Regions from separate parts of the Homo sapiens genome. Here region 1 is linked to region 2. Evidence: read pairs that join two places in POLR2A ChIA-PET (ENCODE). Cell type or tissue: B cell. All regions are shown on one strand. Each heading gives the region's core, and the rest is flanking DNA. Links, peaks and the distances in the headings are about the cores only. Region 1 overlaps MYO5A (myosin VA). Region 2 overlaps ARPP19 (cAMP regulated phosphoprotein 19).

Region 1 (2,919 bases), core at 242-2,741, 160 kb after region 2:
ACTATATTAGATGTGTGAGACATGATATAATATAAAATAAATGACTTTATGATTTAAAGAGAAGACTTGTTCCATAACTTTTTTTTTTTTTTTTTTTTTTTGAGACGGAGTTTCACTCTTGTCGCCCAGGCTGGAGTGCAAAGGCATGCAATCTCGGCTCACTGCAACCTCCGCCTCCTGGGTTCAGGCGATTCTTCTGCCTCAGCCTCCTGAGTAGCTGGGACCACAGGTGTACACCACCATGCCCAGCTAATTTTTTATTTTTAGTAGAGATGGGGTTTTGCCATGTTGGCCAGGCTGCTCTTGAACTCGTGACCTCAGATGATCCGCCCACCTTGGCCTCCCAAAGTGCTGGGATTATAGGTGTGAGGTGTGAGCCACCACATCCAGCCCTGTAACTTATTTATTAGTCCAAGGGCCAAGAGCTAGATGGGCAGACAGTTTGGTTTACAGAAAGCTTGATCCTTACGATTTTCTTTATGAATATTTGAGGTGTAATTTTCCTAAGCCATGGGTCCTAATTTTAGATGCATGATTCCTCCTCCCCTCCCCCAGCCTCTTTTCCTAATGGTGGTTTTGTAAAAGGCAAAATGATGATTCTAATTTAAACCCTCATTTCTTCTAATGAAACATTGCTAGTCTTTTAAAAAAGAGCTTTGTTGAGATATAATTCGTATATCATACTCATTTAAAGTGTACCATTAAGTGGCTTTTAGTACATTCACAGATATGTGCAACCATCACCACAGTCAGTTTAAAATATTTCTGTGACCTCAAAAAGAAACCCAGTACCCTTTACTTATTGTTACCTATGTGTCTATTTCCCTACCCCTAAGCAACCATAAATCTGTTTTCTGCCTCTATAGATTTGCCTGTTCTGGACATTTCATATAAATGGAATCATATAATATGTGGTTTTTCGTGACTGGCTTCTTTCAAAATCCATCCATGTTGTAGCACGTGTCAATACTTTATTCTTTTTTACGGCTGAATAATAGTCCATTATATGGAGATACCATATTTTGTTTATCCACTGGTTGATTGTTGGATATTTGAGTTGTTTCACCTTTTGGCTGTTATGAATAACACTACTCTGAATGTTGGTATACAAACTGGATTTTTTAAAAAGAACTCTGATTTCTGCATCACCATCTTTCCTCTTTGCCCTTGTGACCTTTCCCCAAATGTCAAGCTTCTCCTAATCAAGAAAGTCATGACTAATGTTATGTCACATATATCACTTCATTATGAGTCTTACCTAAAATTTGAGTGTACTGTTTTCCTATTTGAGATGTCTGGAAGTTATTAATATCATCTTGGAGAAATAGTACTTATAATGTCCAGAAGTTCCTTCCATCCAGTTCTTGTAATTCTATGATTTTTATTTTCTAACCGGTGCTTGTCAACTTTGTTGATTTGATGATAGCTATAAGTACTACAATTTCACTATTTGGGGTAGGTGGAGATTAAGTTAGTTTTTGTTTTGTTTTGTTTTGTTTTTTGTTTTTTTGTTTTTTTCTTTTTGAGACGGAGTCTTGCTCTGTCGCCTGGTCTGGAGTGCAGTGATGCGATCTTGGCTCACTGCAACCTCCACCTCCTGGGTTCAAGCTATTCTCCAGCCTCAGCCTCCCGAGTAGCTGGGATTACAGGTGTGTGCCACTGTGTCTGGCTAATTTTTGTATTTTTAGTAGAGACAGGGTTTCACCATGTTGGCCAGGCTGATCTCGAACTCCTGACCTCAGGTGATCTGCCTGCCTTGGCCTCCTAAAGTGCTGGGATTACAGGCATGAGCCACTGCGCCTGGCCTTAAATGAGCTTTAAAAGTTACTGGTAAGACATCTCTATTTGATAGTTCTGCCCCACCTTGAAGGCATTTGCTGAACCCAGTGACCTTGAGCTTTGGGTTTCATAGCCAAGTGAGCTACAGAAGGCAAAGACACAGGACCCATATAAACAGGGGAACACAAAGACTCCTGCCTAAAGCTGAGACCCTAAGTGGGGAGCTAGTAATCAATTTGCCCACCACCCACTCCAAGAGTATAAAGAAAACTTAACCTGACCCACACTTTGGTGCCAAGTAGAGGCAGAAAACTAGCTCCCTAAAAATTTATAACAACAAACTGACTCTCACACATATTCATTCCCAGACTGATTTCATAGTTCCTGGAAGGTCTCAAAAAACTACATACAGAAAATATAGCTTAAATTGATCCTGGGCTGGTAGTGGCCTAGGCGCCTGACAGAAGCAACTGCAAATCTACTTTGGAGGACCCACCTTCAGTCTAGGCCTCAGTGGAGTCCCATCAGAAAAGTTACAAGAAATATTGACTCACAGTCAAAAATCACAAGTCCCCCAATGAAACAAAATAGAAGGAGCTAGGAGAAACGACAGATAGCAGAGTCATACCTGCTAAGAATGCCAAAATTAATAAACAGCAGATTTGGTACAACTGAAGAGAAAACTGATAAGCTAGAAGGTAGATGTGAAGAAATTGTCCAAAATGCAAGATAGGACCCAAAGACAGAGCACTTGAAACAGTAGTTAAGAGAGAAGAAGGATAGAGTAATAATGTCTAATTTTAATCTAATGAAAATTCATAAAGGAGAGAAGAGAGAGAATGAAGCAGACATAATATACCAAGAGATCATTACTAAAAAATTTTTAGAACTTGTGAAAATGACTAACCCACATATTCAGAAAGTCCAGAAAATCCCAGTTAGGATAAATAAAAAGAAATCTATTCCTAAGAACATCATAATGATATCAAAGACAGAGGAAACTTAAAACAGAGAGATTAAGAGACTGCCCTTGAAGAAATAGCAATTAATCTGATAGCTCACTTCCCAGCTGCAGCTATAAAAGCCAGAACACAGTGGAATAATATCTTCAGTGTGCTTAGAGTGGAAACTATTAAGTTA
Region 2 (2,919 bases), core at 302-2,801:
TGTACCCAATTGACCTTCCACTTAAAGCCAAAGTATTCAGCTAAAAATACCTTTATAGTTTACTGGTAGGTTGCCTGTTGCCGCTAAAGAATTAAGGTAGATAGCTGGGCCTTGCATGGAGTAAAAGCTAAGTCACTTTCTCTATCTTGAGTGGTGTGTGCACCCTTGGTAAGAGAAGAAAACCAGATAGATTCCTGTCTTGTATTAGGAAACAATATGTACAAACATAAAAAATAAGTATAAACTCTTATCTCTTAACTTGTATACCACTCTAAGACTAAAACAGCCAGGCGTGGTGGCTCTTGCCTATAATTCTGGCACTTTGGGAGGCTGAGGCAGGAGGATTGCTTGAGGCCAGGAGTTTGAGACCAGCCTGGTCAACATAGTAAGATTCTGTCTCTACAAAATAAAATAAAATAAAATAAAAATTAGCCAGGTGTGGTGGCATGTCTGTAGGCCTGTAGTCCCAGCTACTTGGGAGGCTGAGGTGGGAGGATCACTTGAGACCAGGAGTTCGAGGCTACAGTGAGCTACTTTTAAAATATTTTTTAAAAATTTAAAAGGCCTGTGCTGTGGCTCACAGCTGTAATCCCAGCACTTTGGGAGGTCATGGCGAGTGGATCACTTGAAGCCAGGAGTTGAAGACCAGCCTGGCCAACACGGTGAAACCCTGTCTTTACTAAAAGTACAAAAACTAGCCAGGCATGGTGGCCCACACCTATAATCCCAGCTACTCGGGAGACTGAGGCATAAGAATTGCTTGAACCCAGGAGGCAGAGGTTGCAGTGAGCTGAGATCATACCACTGTACTCCTGCCTGGGCAACAGAACAAGATTCTGTGTCAGAAAATAAATAAAATAAAATTTGGCCGGGCACGGTGGCTCACACCTGTAATCCCAGCGCTTTGGGAGGCCGAGGCTGGCGGATCATGAGGTCAGGAGTTCGATACCAGCCTGGCCAATATGGGGAAACCCCCTCTCTACTAAAAAATACAAAAATTATCCGGGTGTGGTGGCACGCACCTGTAGTTCCAGCTACTCAGGAGGCTGAGGCAGGAGAATTGCTTGAACCTGGGAGGCGGAGGGTGCAGTTAGCCGAGATCGTGCCACTGCACTCTAGCCTGGGCAACAGAGTGAGACTGCATCTCAAAAAAATAAAATAAAATTTAAACTAAAACAGATTAAATACAACAAAGCCAGTCTAAATTTTTGATTGTGTGCTTGGTATTTTGCTGAAACTAAATTTCCAATGTATTTGGAATATGGCAGCAATTGTTAAAAGTTGAGGGAGTTTTTGAGTTTGTCAAGTAAACACTCCCCTAGGCCATGTGGTGGCTCAGTTCCCCTTTTAAGAGTAAACTATGAGGTCACTAAGTTTCCAGAGTCATAGATACAATCACATTTTAAGTTCAGCTCCATTCTTTTCTCATTTTCTTGGACAGTTGGAGTAACCTGCTGAGTCTTTGTCAAAGAAAGCTCAGATGCAGAACCCACATAGCACTACTTAGATGCAACGTGGTGATTCAGATTCCCCAGAATATGCTTATATTTGCCTTTGAGATAACCACTGAAGTGAAAACAAAACATTTAAAAGTTTTGAGTACAGATCTCATGAATCTATCAGCAGTAAGCTAAGGCATGTGTACTAGTCCTGGAGGGGAGAAGAGGCAAGTGGAAACTTAAAACAGATAATTCTGGCCCTACAGGGTGGCTCTTGCCTGTAATCCCAGCACTTTGGGAAGCCAAGGTGGGAAGATCGCTTGAGGCCAGGAGTTTGAGACCGGCCTGGGCAACATAGCAAAACCCCGTCTCTAAAATAATAAATCTACACCTGTAGTCCCACCTACTCCAGAGGCTGAGGGGAGGATCACTTGACCTCCAGGAGGTCAAAACCACAGGGACCTTTGATGGCACCACAGTGAGCTTTGATGGCGCCACTGGGTGACTGAGGGAGACCCTGTCTCAAAAAAAAAAAAAAAAAAGATGGTAATTTTAATTGCACTGTGAGCAGCTTATGCTCAGGGACCCTGGTTTATATATCTGTTCTCTCACAGCACTCAACATTGTGCTTGACATTATTTACAAAATGGTTGAATGGATTTTCCTCAGAACTTTTCTGTTAAAACCTTTGCCAAAGTACTATTTCAAAACAAATGACAATGCTAGTACCACAGAGAAGAATAGACCATGGTAAGATGAAAACCTTAGCTTAGACCCACTTAAGAACTCTTGAACGAAACTACAGTGATGTGTGTATATATTTTTTCGTTTGTGTTGTGGCCTTAATTTTTTTTTTAAGATCTCAATAGCAAGTTTTCTAGAGGTTATAAGACTCACCAAACTAATATGTCTTGGAAAGGATACCCACAGGAAAGCTGTCAATGAAATTATTTGTCAGGTAAGAGATACAGGTTGGTGCCTTTATGAGTGGTAGAAGAGGAAAAGAACCTTTATCTGCATTATTTTAATATATCAACCATAAAGAGATATAAATTGTTTTCCCATGCTTCCAGTATTTTAAAAATAGGAGTTCATATTGGTATTTTCAGGAGCTCTTTTGACAACTACTTTTGGTTACCTAAAGGCTGAAGAATGTTTTTGTTATGTTTGAGACAGGGTCTTACTCTGTCGCCCAGGCTGGGGTGCAATGGCACAATGATAGCATATTGCCGCCTTGAACTCCTGGGTTCACCTAGCCTCCCACCTCAGCCTCCAAGTAGCTGGGACTGCAGGTGTGAGCAACCGCCTCATCCATGTTTTCTATTTCTATTCAGAGTGAACACAACATGCTCCCTTGGTCTCTGCAACCATCGATTCCTAACAGCCTAGAGGTAAACCTCAGAAAAGTTTTTAAATGTTTCTCTTAGCCGTCTTAGCAGTTTGCGATACAACAGTTTGTTAGGGTTGCTTCTTTTGTTTG

Evidence for each region. Peaks named below come from ENCODE experiments on the same cell type or tissue, not always from the same donor. Only the 100,000 strongest peaks of a DNase experiment are listed, where the experiment ranks them.
Region 1: POLR2A ChIA-PET joins it to region 2 with 10 read pairs; 3 of 35 experiments call an interaction of 5 or more read pairs at or near these places.

What each region holds. Positions count from the first base shown.
Region 1 is chr15:52,401,450-52,404,368 of GRCh38, reverse strand. The region is part of intron 9 of MYO5A (myosin VA); the gene reads left to right. Among named protein-coding and RNA genes, the nearest start is that of MYO5C, 110 kb to the right of the region's middle. In B cell, for the core only: no CTCF peak of the experiment used is centred there; no DNase peak of the experiment used is centred there.
Region 2 is chr15:52,564,101-52,567,019 of GRCh38, reverse strand. All of the region lies in intron 1 of ARPP19 (cAMP regulated phosphoprotein 19), which reads left to right. Among named protein-coding and RNA genes, the nearest start is that of ARPP19, 3.5 kb to the left of the region's middle. In B cell, for the core only: no CTCF peak of the experiment used is centred there; a DNase peak (open chromatin) is centred at 1,349; H3K27ac peaks cover 1,130 bases.